Linked DNA regions of Homo sapiens: region 1 is linked to region 2. A link is a loop called in an ENCODE intact Hi-C map of the cell type or tissue named here. Cell type or tissue: mammary epithelial cell. All regions are shown on one strand. Each heading gives the region's core, and the rest is flanking DNA. Links, peaks and the distances in the headings are about the cores only.

What was found. Hi-C counts contacts between places; a loop is a spot of excess contacts. Peaks named below come from ENCODE experiments on the same cell type or tissue, not always from the same donor. Only the 100,000 strongest peaks of a DNase experiment are listed, where the experiment ranks them.
Region 1: it touches region 2 in a loop (11-fold over the local background); 2 of 110 quality-filtered maps call a loop at or near these places.

The regions. Positions count from the first base shown.
Region 1 is chr14:33,542,314-33,550,657 of GRCh38, forward strand. The region is part of intron 4 of NPAS3 (neuronal PAS domain protein 3); the gene reads left to right. Among named protein-coding and RNA genes, the nearest start is that of SNORA89, 160 kb to the right of the region's middle. In mammary epithelial cell, for the core only: no CTCF peak of the experiment used is centred there; a DNase peak (open chromatin) is centred at 3,558.
Region 2 is chr14:33,643,017-33,651,360 of GRCh38, forward strand. The region is part of intron 5 of NPAS3 (neuronal PAS domain protein 3); the gene reads left to right. Among named protein-coding and RNA genes, the nearest start is that of SNORA89, 62 kb to the right of the region's middle. In mammary epithelial cell, for the core only: no CTCF peak of the experiment used is centred there; DNase peaks (open chromatin) are centred at 3,925 and 4,675; H3K27ac peaks cover 2,016 bases.

The DNA of each region.
Region 1 (8,344 bases), core at 243-8,242, 100 kb before region 2:
TGCCCTTTTTTTGTCCTCGAGAGTCCTCACTGTCACTTCCTTGAATCCTTTCCCACCCCAGTTATCCACACGTCATCTGCCCTTCCTGAAACAGAGAGGTGGCTGCTGGCCTTGGCAGACAAGCCTCCTGTGTGTTCTCGTCGCCCCTCAAGCTCCTCCAGGTTCAGGGATGCAGTCCTTTCAGCCGTTTCCTATTAGTCTTGTTTTTCAATCATCTCATCATTTTTTTTCAGTTCCCTTTTGAGCCCTTTCTAAGTTCTTCTTTCAATAAAGTGGCAATCCCCAGAACTGAATTTACTTGAGATCTAAACAGTGCCAGATAAGAAGAAAAATTAACTTAGGATTCTAAAATCAAATGTCCATGGCTTCCACTTTACAGGCATTTAAGTAAAAAATATTGAGTTGATCACTTGCCCCGTGTAAACAAAGAACTGGATGGTACACGTTTGCCTGAGTGCGCACGCACATGATGGGAGGGAGGTGCTGGCCTTCTGCAGGGCCACAGAGAGCAAGAGATACTCTCACAGACACTGTGACCACTGCTTGCCAAGCATGAGGCAGCCAGCAGCCTTGAAGTCACTCACAGGCCTCAGTGCGTGGGTGTTATTTGAAGGTAGACAGAACTGGACTTGGGAAAAATTGTCAAGGGGATGAAAGGCTTTAGCATCAGGTGTTTTCTTTTCTCCTTCCCCATCACCCCCAGACATGCCCTCCTGTCCCCATGATGATGAACGTGCAGGCCAGTGCTTTGTGCTTGGAGGGCACAGTTGCTAAGGGAACGCATGCTGATGAAAAGAGAACCTTGCCAAGTGTTCATTTCCTCCTTCCCTCATCTCTTTCTGTGTTCTCATGACCCAGCTCTCATCTGAAACACAAACTGAGTTTGAGGAAGCTTAGGAACAGTCTCCCCTCTAGCCCACACCCATTTTCATCTGCTTCCAGTTATATATGAAGAGGGGACAGTGGAAATAATCCAGAATCAGTATAAACCCATTATACTGCTAGTATGTTTAAGTAGAAACTTAGCAATAGAAGTATGTTGCTATTGCTATCTTTACTGTTTTAGTACCTAGAACCTTCCCATTCTTTCTTCACATTCTTTATAGATTTTATATCAGTCCATTACACTTTGGCCTGAAGGAGTGTTCAAATACAACTGATTTTTCTGGGACTACTAGATGTCTGTTTCCAGTATTTGGGGGGCATAGAAGAATTCCTTGAGGGAAAGAGTGGCCCAGGAGTCACCCTTTGTAAAACACTGCACCCACAGAATGGGATCTACCCAGTGGATTATGATCCACCAAGGTTTGGCTTAAACCACACTTAGCTGACTGTCAAGTCCAGCCACCTCCTCTAGGTTGGCTTCATCTCAATCAGAGAGGACAACAATCATCTTCTTGTCCCACCTCTGCTTTGAACATCACCTTGAGCACTATCATTCTGCTCTATGTCTCAGGGAATTCAAACCTACAGGGGAGTGAGTGGCAGCTGTTTGATATCAAAAACTCAAGAATCTCTGCCATGAAAGAATGGGGTCCAAGTCAATTGCACTACATGCTGCATGGCAGCCTGAATTTCAGTTCCCAGCTGTGTGATCTCACTTTCTTCATCTCAGACAGGTATGGCAAAGTGCATATATATATATATATATATATATATATATATATATATATATATATATATATATATCTATATCAGGAATAGGTGCTGAGGATTGAGTGGGTTAGTTCATGTAGAGTCCTTCTCCCAGGGTCTGGCACAGAGACCACCTCCATAAATGCTATCTGTCACTGTTAATATTATTATTAAAATCTTTTTATGATTTGGGGTCTATTTATTTATATTTAGAGACAGGGTCTCACTCTGTCACCCAGGCTGAAGTGCCGTGGCACCATCATAGCTTGCTGCAGCCTTGAACTCCTGGGCTCAAGCATTCCTCGTACCTTGGCCTCCCAAAGCACTGGGATTATAGGCATGAGCCACTGCACCCAGCTCTGGTGAATATTTAATACACATACATATATATGTGTGCCATAGACTAAATTGTGCCCCCACCACCAATTTATATATTTAAGCCCAAATTCCCAATGTGACAGTGTTTGGAGATTTTAGGAGGTAATTAAGGTTAAATGAGATTTTAGGGATAAGGTCTTGATCCAGTAGGGTTTGTGGTCTTATCAGAAGACGAAGACAGAGAGAGCGCTCTCACTATGTCTGTCTCCCACCATGCACACACATCAAGGAAAGGCCATGTGAGGACACAGCAAAAAAGGTGAGCCACACCCTTCCACAATCTAGGAAGAGAGACCTCACCAAAACTGAACCCTACAGGCACCTTGACTGTGGACTTCCTGGGCTTCAGGCCTGTGACAGAATAAGTTTCTGTTGTTTAAGTCACCCAATCTGTGGTATTTTTTTATGGCAGCCCGGGCCCACTAAGACAACATATGCATGTATGTGTTTATGTGTGTGTATTATATATATATATATATATATATGTATATATAATATATATGTGTATATATATATTATATATATGTGTATATATAATATATATATGTATGTATGTATGTATATATTGTGGTATGTGTATATAGATCCTAGAATAGTTCTTATTTTAAAATGGTCATGCTTATAAAAATCATTTTTCTCCTATGTCTCTGTTTGATTCTTTTCATCTTCTCATTGACATTAATGTTCTGCCCAAGTGTCCCACCCTGTATTTCCTTAATTTGTCTCTTTCCATTAATTTCTGCAATCCCTGAAGTAAACAAAGTCTTTCTCTCCCTTAAAATTGTTTGTCTCCAAACTTGTTTTTTTGAGTTGTAAAGGGAAATATTTTTGACTATGATGAAACCTTATCTCAGACATGACTATTGAGTTTTTTTCTTGCTGTAACATTAGTCTCCTGTCTCCTATGTAACACATTTAGTTTAACTGCCCTTAGTAGATTATCCTACACTTCCAAGTGTATTTTTCTCCTTACGAGTAGATAAAACCCACAATTACTAGCAGACATTCTTCCTAAATCAGGGTCCCAAGTCAAGTAATAGTCATCATGGGCACCATTTATTATATACCTGCTGTACGATGACACTTTTACGTGTGTTAACTCCAATCATCTCAACAACTCTATTGACTGAAATGAATAATATATAGATGTTGTTCTTTACATTTTCCTATGAGAAAACAGTGAAGTTGTTAAGTCAGAATTCTAGCTCAGGTCTATTTGAGTTCAAAGCTCGTGTGTCCTTTTGCATTACAGCCTGCTGCCTCTTGAAATGTTTGAAGTGTTCCCATTTCAAAGCTGAACATGGAACTTGTTCAGCTCTGGCCACATAGGCTCTTTAGCATCACTGAAGGAATTGAGAAAACAAGGCCATAGATTGTTCCATCTTCTCTATCATTGTCTCATTTTAGAGTCCCTCTGAATCTGACCAGGGACTTTCTGATAGAGTCATGGTTTTCATGGTGAAGAAAACTAGAGGGTGCGGTCAAGAGAGGTCACTGTATAGTGCCAGATCTGTGAGCCATAAGATATGGCCTCTGGCAGTGTATCTCCCTTGCTGAGGATTTTTTCAAGAGCTGAAGCAAGTCCATTCCTGCTGAAAGCCACAGAATGTGCTCCTTAGCAATGATCGCAGTCAAGGGAACCTGCTCTCAGAAGTAGTTCATCTGCCTGATGCATCTCTTCTTCATTCCTCAATCCTCTTCTTCTGGGGGCTCCTGTTAAGGCCTTCTGACTCTAGAAGCCTCCTCTGCCACACCTCTTAGTGAGGCCAGGAGTCTACCTCTATAGCATAGAAACCCCTGCCTGTTTTCTGGTGCTTTACCTAGGGCTGGAACGATATCCAGATTCCCATTTTTGTGAGAACCCTGGAAAGACCCTAGGCAGAGATATGAAAGAATCCATTCTCTTTAAACTACTCTGGCTGCTTACTGCATCTGCAATCCTGTTGTCGATTGACTTATGCAGAAAAGTGGTGAGAAGAGTCCTAATATTTCAGCCCATGTCCTCCAACACCGCAACACTTCCTCTACCAGGCATCACCCTGTAGCTAAGTGTTTAAGCCTATGAATAATCCGTTCAAACTTCCTAATATACTATAAGGGGCATTAGTAATAAGTTTCTTCCAATCACTTGCTGGATAACTCCCTACATCTACCATTTCCTTGTGTGTGTTCTAGTAAGCCAAAAGATTTCAGCCTTGAAGAAGCAAGCATAAATGATTTGTGGCAGATCCTGTAGGTTTTACTCTGTATAGTAAGCTATGTGGGACAGGGATTTTTATCCTGCTCAATATGTTGATTTTATGTGATAGTTTTGAAAATTTTAATTGTGATGACATAGTTATCACTAGGGGCCCCAATATAAAGACTTGCCTTTTGAAAACTGTGAAGGAATGGATTTCTTTGCTCATTGCCTGTGAGGATACGTTACTTGCACCTTGCTGAGCTTACGAGAAAGAGCTGAGCTTGTTGCATTATACAGTATTGAGATTAATGCTAGTCACTAGCTCATGTGAAATTAAGGATGTTGATAAACTGCAGACCTATGTCTACGTCTAGTACATTAGGCCTGCCTTGTGGGTCATGTCTGTGTGCTGTTTAGGAAAAGGCAAAATAATATTGGCTAACACTTTCATGAAAGGCTCCTGTCGTGGCAGGAAAGGAGTCAGAAAGGTAAAAATCTAGTGGAGAGGAGCAGCAAATGTCTTAAGCAAGTATAGTTAACCTGTAATGAGAGTAGAAGGCACATACAGAAAATGATAAAGACTTAAGGTTGTGTTTGTAAAACCCTTAATATATTTTTATTTGCTTTGGGATACAAGTCTTCCATTTGGTCTCAAAGGCCAGTTTGAGTCTTTAAGGACTCAGTCCTTTAGGGGAAGTCACTTTTCAGGCTGTGACACATTTAAGTAGAAATTAAAGTAGGTCATCCTGCTACTAAAGCACAACCCCCAAGCAAGACAATAAAACAAATCTGACTTGTTGGGAAGGGTCAAGGCTAGAATGAGCAAATCTCATTGGAGGCAAAAAGAGTCTATCCCCAATATTCAACCCTATGAAATTTACACTAGCCAACACAAATTCAGAGCCATTCTTGGTCTTCAAAATTTGTCAGTAATCATTATACACCCCCTGAGTCAGATGTATAAATGAATTCAGAGTTGGTTCACTGCCCTGGGTTCACATACAAATACATTTAGAGTAGGATTTACGGGAACATTGGCTGCGAAGTACGGTCCACGCTCTCCCTGCAGCCATCAGCCCCTCTTTCACTAAATGGATGAATGCAAAATGCAAACCAAAAGATGAAAGGAAAAGTGAAGAAGAAACAGAAGAAAAGTATGAAAAGGGAACTAAAATAAGAACATAGAAGGGGCACAAAGACAGCTGGTCCCAAACCTGTGCACTGTCGTTTTCCAGGCTATACCATCTGACATTGTACTTCCTCACTTTTTCAGGCTACTGTCATTTGTCAGGGAGGTTGCTATTTACTTAGAATCTAAGTTAGGTCTAAGCAACAGTTGTCAGGGGGATTCATTCTTCTTAAATTATTGGGACTTCATTCAAAATATCCTACAAGTTTGTATAAGAGTCTGTGGAAATTTTCTCAACTGTGAAGTTGATCATCTTGTAGTCTTCTGATTCTAGACTAAGATAACTACTACTGTAGTAATGAAAGTAAGTATTAGTTCATGTGCCCAGCTCTTAAAAGAAATCAGGCGGAGGGCCAAGTGAAAAAATAATACTTGGAAATTAATCAGTATCTTTATCCCTTCATGCAATCGTTGTTGGGAATTCGGATGCCTTTGACATCGAACATTGAGAAAGACTAAGTAAGAGGTGACAGCTGTGGCTGAACGTATTATTGCTATATATGGTTGAGGCCACTTTAGTCTACAATTAGTCTACAATTCTGCATGCTAATTTTAATAAGGCTAATAGTCATTGAGATGTAGACCGTCATTCATCAAATGTAGTGAATGGTGGAATATATCCATTTTTAAATTATTTTTGTTCTAACACATCTTCAGCTATTTAAGACAAAAGAGTGGGTAAATAATCATTGTGCACATTAGAATTATACTGAGATTATCGATTCAAGGTTTCTAGTGAGTGGATTATCAATATGACCAACTCCAGATTTCTTTTGGAATTACTTTCGATGAGCACATCAGTGTATTTGAATAGATCATGCATAACCTAGATTATTGGTACAGCAAATCCCTTGTAGGATGTGTAATGCTATGGCTGTTATACAACTTCAGTAAACCACATTGTTCTAATTCACTGAAAGCAGTTTACCCAGCGATTACTCAGGTGTGTTAGGTGATAAGGGCTCTGTAGCAAAAGTAGATTGTTTTGTGGCAATCTATTCCAAATAGCCCAATTCAAAATGCACACTAAGTTATACCTTCCCAGCAGGCTAACACTCTGTGCTGCTTAGGAAAAAGCAGAATGACAAGGTCTGCCCTTTGTTGGCTGAGATGCCAGCTACTGACCTCTGACTTCACCTAAAGAACCTAAGAAAGGGAGAGATCACATGTGTTGATAGCACTCTGGAACAGAGGGAAAGGAAAGGCTTTATCTGGACAAAAGCTATTGACACTTTCTTCTGCCCTGGGACATGTATATGGTAGCATTATTAGCTCCAACAAATGTTTCATCCCCAGTTAGTAATTACAGGAGCATATGTGAACATGTTTATATTTATTTATAACCAAATGTCCAGGCATCTCAAAATATATAGAACAAATCTGTGTCTGAAAAAAATGACCATCCAGTGACAATTCATGTACTAGATATAATTTGCTTTTTGATACCCACAATCTATTACTTGCATAAAACCTTTCACTTCAAGACAGCACTGAATTACACCTTTTCAAATATTTTTTAAACAAATTTGAGCACCTATTTTATTTTACTTTTGAGACGGGGTCTCACTCTATCACTCAGGTTGGAGTGCAGTGGCACAATCTCGGCTCACTGCAAACCCTGCCTTCCAGGTTTAAGCGTTCCTCCCACCCGAGTCTCCTGAGTAGCTGGGACCACAGGCATGTGGCACCAGAGCCGGCTACATTTTTTTGTATTTTTGATAGAGACAAGGCTTCATCATGTTGCCAGGCTGGTCTCAAACTCCTGAGCTCAAGCGATTCGCCTGCCTCGGCCTTCTAATGTGCTAGGATTACAGGCTGAGTGCCTATTTTAAAGAAAAAAACAATCACAGTGATTATTTGATACATCAATCAGATGGCTAAAACAGAAGATATGTGAGTCTATTATCTTTTGCTGTCTGATATGATAGGTCAGAAAGGCACAGAGATGGTCAGCACAGTGGTTTCCATGGTTTAGTTACATTCCTTGCCTTATTCAAATCACCTTAATATATCTGCGTTTACCTTCAAGGCAGTCACTTTAGACATTATTTTCATATTTTAGTTAGTTATACTTACCTTCTTCATAGACAACTTCATTCCCATGATTCCTGTTAAAACTCATTGAGATTTCGGTGTAATCACCTTTTGATCTTGCAAATTCAAGTAATGAATGGCCAATCCCTCTTCAGTGATAGCACTGAATTCATTTCCAGCCAGAATAGTCATCGAAGTACAATCAGAAAGAGGAAGAAAATTCCAGTTTCTCTTTTCACTTTTTAAAAAACAAACAACAAAAGATTCACTTTAGGAAGCCAGTGGAAAATACCAGAATTTGATTTTCTTCTTTACTAAATCATTCCACAAGATTACCAACACCAAAAACCCCATATCTCAGCTCAGTCCTTTCATTCTGTTCCTCAATTAGACCACAGAGAAGCCAGGATCAATACAGCCAAGCACCACTGTTGTTTTCTTTTGTTATTTGGGGTTTGTTTTGTTTTGTTTGAGACGAGGTCTTACTATGTTGTTCAGGCTGGCCTCGAACTCCTGGGCTCACACGATTCTCCTGCCTCAGCCTCCCTAATAAGCATTACTGCTTTTAATTGTATAAATTAAGACTGTCATTTAATGTACACTTAGCAAATTTGGTCCTAGCAAATTTCACAAGCTGAATTGTTCTACTTTGAAGGATGCCATCAAGAGCGTCACTGATGAAGATTTCTTACGATATTAGTTGTTATGTTCTGGATATAAGCAAGTATGTTAGCAAACCATAAAAATCTATAATCTTTTTTACTTCTCATGTGTTACATAGTCTGGCACATGGGGATAAAAGCAGAAGCATTTCCATTTCTTTGGAGCCTTGAATAGGATAAGAGCTCTGTGGACAGGCAGCGTACGCTGGTCCTTCTCACCTAGACTCAGCAGCCAACTGTGAAATGAAAGAAGGTTAGCAAAGC
Region 2 (8,344 bases), core at 307-8,306:
CAATAATCTTCATATAAGTAATCATCTCATCATATATAGATCAATCAGCCTTGTTAATGCTCTGATCTCAGCTCTCACTTTTCAATGCAGCCCTCGTGACTAGGAACTATTTTCTTTGTAATTTGAGGTTTTGATTTAGTGGTCACATTAGTCTTGTCAGTTTGTAGCAGCATACCATGATGTTATTCATAACCAGTGATAGTATTATCTGCTATAAAGTTGCACTGTAAATCAGGAATAGTTGTCAACTTAAATATTTATGCATGTCTAGGGAAAGTAATTGTTAGGCAGACACCCTTTGCTGTAAAACACCAACACCCCAGTTCTGATGTGTTCGGAAAAAGAAAGAAATAAAAATTAAAAAAAAAAAAAAAAAAAAAAACGAGAGAGATGGAGCAAGAGGGCAAGAGACTGTGTAAAGTTAGCAGCACTGCTAAAATATTAGGATTAGAAGTTATTCGGATGTGTCAAAAAGCATCTTTGTTCTGTGGGTTAAGCAGTAAGCTCTCGGAGTTTGCCATTTGAGAGCTCCTTTGTGAGTTGGCTTTTTGGTCTTTGCTGTCACTGGTTCTGAAGGTTGAAGAGAAGAGCAGTGTCAGAAAGCTGATTGGTAGCACAGAATTTTCTGAGACAATCTGAATCACATATTCAGCTACTTTGCCACAGTGGATTAAGATGATCTAAAGGGGCTTTGTGAGCTCGATAAAAATCAGGCAGGAGAGTGTATGCTGGGAGAAATTCTACCCTTTTTGTCCTTCCAAGTTAATTGTTAAAGTTTTCTCTCTGCTGTCTGTAGAATTTTTCAAGCTCAAGTCCATTGTTTTTAAATAATGTATGTAAATTTTTGAAAACATGCAAATTGGGGAGAAGATTTTTTTTTTAACCTAAAGACTGCTTGTCTTGTCATTTCTCTTGTATATGATTGGTTCTGTCAAGTCTGACAAAGCTTTATTTAATTTCCACTCGAGATACTTGATCTTTATGATGTATTTTCTGCTTCATGCAAATTTATCACAAGACTAAAAGGTGAAAGAAAAAGTAGTGGCTTTCTTGTGTGGCTTTCTTGTGTCACTCGCTCTTCTTTAGTGGCATTGAAGACTTTCTTGTACCAATTCTATTAAAAATTATACATGAGTTCATAATATTTGCATAATTTATTAACACACTGATCAAAATGTGCCTTTTGCCATTGAAAATGTGAACATACTCCTTGAATATTGACTAAAATCTCATAACTTTTGGCAAACGAGCCATGAAACATATGTTCAGAAGTATGGCATGCAAAAGTAAATGGCATGAAATACCTTTATTTATATATTTATATTTTTGGCAGGGGCACTACACACATTTTGAACCCAAACTTGAAGCGTTAGAGTTATGCCTGTGTAGTGAGCAACACAGCACATTGCCTTTCTCATTTGGCCAGCCATTGGGTATGATGACACAAGTCAGAACCATGCCTTGGGATTTTCCTAGTGTCCTTCCCTTATCCTCAGCATAAGTCACATATCTGTTTTCATTTTCTTCACAGCATCACTTTGAGGTAGGTTTAGGAGAGGTAGTGTCATCTTTATTTCATACATGAGGACACTGAGGAATGAGCATTAGGTATCTTGCCAGAGGTCACAGAGCTAGGTACACAGATACAAGCGGAACCCGGGGCTTCTCCATCCCAGCCTAGGGTTCTGTTAGATACTGCCGTTTTTGCATCATGGATTTAAGTAACCAGATTTAGTTCCATGTTTTCTTTAAAAAAAGAAAATGCTAATCAAGAATAAAGATGAGGCCGGATGTGGTGGCTCATGCCTGTAATCCCAGCACTTTGAGAGGCAGAGGCGGGCGGATCACAAGGTCAGGGGTTTGAGACCAGCCTCACCAACATGGTGAAACCTCGTCTTTACTAAAAATACAAAATTTATCCAGGTGTGGTGGCGGGCACCTGTAATCCCAGCTACTTGGGAGGCTGAGGCAGGAGAATCGCTTGAAACCGGAAGGTGGAGGTTGCAATGAGCTGAGATTGCACCACCACACTCCAGCCTGGGCAACAAGAGTGAAACTCCATCTCAAAAAAAAAAAAAAAGAAAGAAAGAAAAAAGATGAGCGAATAGGACAAAACCACAATGACTAAGAACTGAGAAATGTCGAGAGTTGGTAAGTGCCTGAAATGGAAAGGGTGGATTTCTAAGGGCAGTTGTTCAGGGTACCTGATACTTAGTTCCTCAAAATCACCAAAAACTCTGTGAAGCTGCAGGTTCCTGGTTCCACTCTTGACTACTAAATGATATCCTCTGGGGGTGGGATTCCAGAATTGCATATTAACAAGCACAACAGATTTTCCTTGAGTACATTAAAGTCCACAGGCTCTGTGTAGTAATACCTAATTCATCAAAATAAAGGAAAATCTGTAATCAATGAAATATGGTCTAATAGCATTTTAGAGCATAATAAGAATGATAGAGTTACTGTCTCTGGTTTGCATTGGATTATTTAAAGCAATAGCTAAATTATCTCTAAATAGACAGATTAAGTATCTGCATAAAAGCAGCTCTAGGAAAACGATTCACTGAAGCCCTGTACCCTCCAAGAGCATGTGTTCCTAAGGCTTTACAGCAGAGAGGAGCTGCCTCTGGTGGGTTGCCTTCCAGCCTGGCAAAATGGAGCTGCCACTTGACCGAGTAATTCAAGGACTCTCTCTGTCACAGTGCTTCTGAGCTTGCTGCCATGGTCTTGTCATCCTGTGTGCCTAATGATAATCACACATTTGAGTGTCAATTTTGACAATTCAAAAATGAGAAGAGCTAGAGCACCTCTGTGGTTTCATCTAGGCCCAAGCCATGAAGCACTACATGAGTGCATGCGTCTCACATGTTCCTTCAACAGACCTTCATTGAGGGCCGTCACACCATGGGAGCTGGAAGCACAGCAGTAATGAAGAAAGAGAAGTTAATGCCTCTTGAAATGTATGTCTTTGCAAGGGGAGCTAGGTCAAAAGATAATTATATATGTGCTTAGTGCCGTGGATGAAAGGTGCAAGTGCTGTTAGAGCATCTAACAGGAAAAGTTAATCTAGTCTTGGGGTTCTCTGAGAAAACGAGGGGTCTGCTGAGGCCTGAAGGACAGGCAGAATTTAGCCAGGCAAAATTGGGACTGGAAGGCCATCCTGATTTTCCATTTATTAAAAAGGAAGGAGGGAAGGGATGTGACAAAAATACCTAGGCTATGTTCATTGTTTTACTCATCATATATGGAACATGATATCATATGTACAAAGGAGTAGGGGAAATGCCATCTATAAGAATAATCCATTACACTTAGCTTAACCTTTTCTTACATTTTCTTAAATTTATTTAAGACCCATTTTCTCTCCAGCCTTAGAATGTGTGTATATTTGCCATTATTTTATCTAGTAAATGGATGTCTGCGTAGATGACTGGTCAATCAATTGATCAAAATAATGTAGTCATAGTTCTGCCTCCTAGTATCTATATAATTCATAACATATATGAGTAACGATGAAATTATAGAAATAAGATTCATGCACTCATGTGATCTCATAGTCCTTCATGGCTTGGGCCTGGATAAAACATAGGTATCTTACCACAGCAGTGCTCTAGCTCTTTTTGTTTTCAAATTGTCCAAGTTGAATAGTCCATCAAAACTGTGTTCCCTTCTTACCAGATGTCTCCTGGAACAACTTTGAAAATGCCTTTGTTTGTGGTCTTTGGTGCCTGTGAGCTAGCAGGGCAGTACTCATTGCCACTTAACCATTTGCTCACACGTTAGCAATTCTTCAGCACTCACGAAGAGATTTGAGTGGGTCCTTATTTATAACATTTTTTTTTTACCTCTGTGGATCCAGAAACTCCCCCAGAGGTATAGAGTAATCAGCAGCAATGACTCAGGCAGCAAAGATTATTGTTCATGTGCCTACATTGTGGTAGCAACAAGGAGATAGTGTTTCACAGTAGGAGCTGTCTTGTAGTATCAGCTGTCCTTGAAGTAATGGGTTTCAATACTTTTGAAACAAAAGTGCTGTTGATCAAAATGATGTGAAAGTCAGGTATATTATTTTCTCATGGAAGCAATGTTTATGTCCTTAGGCTCAACTGTGTGATATGAATGACCACACACTAACTTGCTTAATGAACTAGATAGTCTAAGTATCCTCAGAGCATAAATCCTTCCAGAATGCACCAAATGGCATAGCACAGTAAGCAATTTCATACACTTACTCAGTTTATTACATCTTCTTACTCTCTCTCTCTCTCTCTCTCTATATATATATATATATAGCCACATGATGAAGAAACACCTGTATCATCATGAAAAGAAGGCTTCTTTAGTAATATTTTTGACCAGCATCTTCGAAGTGTATTAGGATCACTTGATCACTCTTTGATATACTTATGCTGCCTTCTGTTTCTTACTGTATTGTCCCCATAGCAAACAAAAGCGGTTATGATCTAGTTGTTAGTCATTCTGTTGTATTTAGAAATGGCAGGTCTTTATTCTTTCCTGAACTATCATCTCATTAACACCAATTGTTTCACCTTGAACCAATTTGATTTTAAATGCATGAAACAACTGCTATTTACACTGAAATTTTTACCCTCTGACTCGGCATCACTTTGTTATTTCACAATGTCAAGGATGCCTCCCAGTTGTGGCTTAAGTAGTAGCCAGATTTGAAGCATTCAGGGGTGACTCAGTCCTGAATCACAAAATCTCCCACCATTCCATCCCAGGTCACATCTTGCATGTTCCCGTATATAGTTGGTTTCAGCTGCTTTTTCCTTCCATTGATAATATTTTTAATTCTAGAGCTCATATACTCAGATAAACATGTAAACCTATAGATACATAGTCACTCAAATGGCAGGCCCATTGTATAGAACATCTTACTAACTCTTGAAATTACCTCGAAAAATAATTGCCCATCTTCATAACAAAGATGGATTTGTTAATTTATAGTCACTGAACACCCTTCCTTGGTGATAACCTATTTAACCTCCCCTGCTACCCTTTCTTCTCTCTCACCCCTCTCCGTTTGATTTTGCCCCCAGGTTACAAGAAAGGCTTAGAACTCTGTAAAGCAGAGAAGGGAACAGATCGAGACTAGCAGCCTGTGGGACCCTTTTGCTGAACCCACCAGGAAGCAAAGTTACTGAGATGAATTTATCTATAAGGGGCTGTCTGCCCACTACAGGAACAGAAGCTGCTATCATGGGTGTGACCAGCTTTGTGTTGTGAATGTAAATCATTCCATTTCAAATTGCTACAAGCTGACTTTAGGTCCATTGAAAACTTAGGTCCAAATAATAGTCCTGCATATACACAAAAGTATAGTCTTCCAATTGTGTCACTTTTTGAAAATAACTTGGGCATGTACCATTTACATCCCTAACCTATTTAATGTTTTAAAACATTTTTCACAGAAAACTTGTTTAACATTAAACTCCTAGAAAGGAAGGCTTTATGGAAATCTAAGAAAAAGTGTCTAAAAATAATCTTTGAAGGCCCAATTTATAGAATTCCAAGTCAATATAAACATACATTTTCTGCTTGCTAATGAACTGCCATAGTTTGGCTTACAGGGACAGCACAAAAAGTATTTCTATCCTCTGGACTGGCATAGAGTTGAACACATCCCAGTGCGTGTGTGAAGCCAGGCTCAGAGGGCAGTGATGTCCTCACATCTCTCCCCTGGGTATGGGAAGACAGCCTGCTCTCCTTTTTAGTGGTCGTTTGGCTAAACCACTGTCATTTAGCCTCATAGTCCATCATCACCAGTGAAGCCCTCCAGAATCTCACTTGCCATTGTCTCTATTCTAAATTTACTCTAGTTTGTCAATGTCCCATTGGTGCTGAGGAGCACAGTGTGGCCTTGTGCTGCCCCCCAGAATTCTAGATGAACAGCAGCGAATTGTGAGGGTCCTTGCCTTGCAGTTTTCCTCTGTTGAGGAACTCATCCTGTGAAAGTACCCGTTTCCCAAGAACTTACCATTGGGAGGTAGAGGGAAGCACCCTATACAGGCAATAACTCAAATTTGAGTTCATTCTAACCAAAACTGGCCTTTGTTTCCATTCTTTAAAGGAACCCACAATGCCCTATAGGTTATGTATTCATTCAAATGACAATCCCAGTATACAAAACTTGATTGTCTCTCTGTCCATGCACCTCCTGTCCTAAATGAAGTGGACAGTTAACACCTGTTCTCAAATACTCACATGGGGCTGTTTAACTGAAATAAGGCACTTACAGCAGCTGGCCAGATGTCTTCACCTCAAAAAGACGGTTTCACCCTGCCCGTTGACAAAACTGGCTCAAGAGACATGACGCTGGAAACCAGCATAGTTACACCATCGAGGGTTGCACAGGGCTGAAAGCCCTTCAAAATCTGACTTAGTATGTCTGGGATGCCAACAGTACGGTACTGTAACAAATGTATAAAAGATGCTATTCCCATCTCATGTCACAAAATGGACACTTACTTTTATTGTAGAACTCGGCTATTAATATTTTATCATAGATTGTTTTATATACTCCATTGTAAGTTGGTTATTGTGTCGGATGCATACTTTGAAACTTAACTTTTTTAGTTCCTACATAAGGAAGGCTTCATGAGGTGGAAGAAGTGAGCTGAATTTTACTAATTTGGTAAGCAATAAGAAGGAAGAAAGGCCAAAAAGGAGAATAGGCAGGGAAGGGGAATAGGGTATGAAGAAGACAAGCTAAATCAGAAAACTCTAAGAAACAGACTGCATATAATAAAGGAAATGATGAATACAGCACTGGGGATGACAACAGAAATAATGAAGTCATCACAGTGGGTTGGCTGCAGAGAGAGAAACCAAGTTTGACCAGAGTGGTTGTAGTGTGGAAGGCAGGAAGGGCCAGGGAAGAGGTCTTTAAAGAATATATTTTCTGGCAAAGGTCAAGCCACCCAACCAATAGCTTTCAGACTTTAACAGGAGAGGAATATCCTGGGATTCCTGTTTAGAATACAGATTCCCTGGCCCCGTCCCAGGACAGTCTGATTTAGTGCCTTAAATGGGACCAGGAGGATGTGTTTTTAAGAAGGTCGACTGATTCTGCATTTTGTACAGACACAGGCAATACTCAGACCTCACTTCGAGAAAACTCTATAAGGAAAGCAAAGAAAATCTTGCGCATTGTAACAGCAGCAACTTATTAGAAGAGAACAGAGGTTGCTTGTAGGTAAGGAATATGCTACCTTAACGCAAGCAGGAAACAAGGCAGATTGACATAGAATTATTGCTGCACAGACAGACAGGATGTTTGAGATGCTGCAGGGATAGTGGGGCAAGAGAAAAGATTTCTTAAGTTTATTTCCCAGATGTAAATCAGCCTTTGCCCTTTGTAGCTAGAGACATCCCTCACCCCAATTGAAGAAAAAAAAACCCTCAAAGAAACCTATGAAAATAATTAAGCATGATAATTCTGGATTATCCTTAATTAGAGGGAAGCTCTAGTGAGCTCCGAGCTTTGGAGGGTCATCATACATTTGTTGCAAGTGATCTGTCACTGTTCCACGTGCACATTATTCATCCCTTCACCTCTGATCTTCCCCTCCTCTGAGCACAGCCCTCTGCAAGGACCCTGCACTTAGGCTGCAGAATAAAAGACATCCCCTCACACAGCTCCTGCTGCCACTGTAGATGACATGTCTCTTCTGGGGGCTCTAAGATGGAGAAAATCTTTTCCTCTCTCTCTCTCTCTCTCTCTCATTCTGTGCTGACTCCTTGGTGCCAGGCCCATGCCTCTGCCAGGAGCAGCAGCCTATCTCTCGTGGTGAGCCCCTCAAAGGACTTGGGTCCTTGTTGCAGGAGCAGGAGCAGGACCCAGGCCAGAACCGACAGACTTGAAGCAGTTCTGATGCCCATTGTAGGTCTGAGGATTCCAGCCACATGGAACAAGAAGAGGGAAAGCAAGGGAGGAAGGAAGGGAGGCTTGGCAAGAGAAAAGGAAAAAGCCAGATCAAACACAAAGGGAAGAAAGGAGCCAGACAAAGACTGCGGTCATCCCCTCTTCTTCTAAGAAAGACAGGTCAACAACCATCTCTCTGCCTCTTTGAGACTTTGTTCACAAGGCCCGTGCAGAAATCATCACACCTCCTACAACTTAGGCTGTGAAGCCTTTTTCGCGCCATGCAGTGCCATCTTCCTTTCTCCCGCCAAAGTGCTGCACTCTGCCTTTGTACGGGGACGTGCCACTCTGCATCAGTTAGTTGGTTGTATGTCCACTTTTCAGTTAGCACAGATCTGTCTTCTTCCTGGTACCCCGATCATACATAGGACATCACTGTTCATAGGCTAGGTGGGT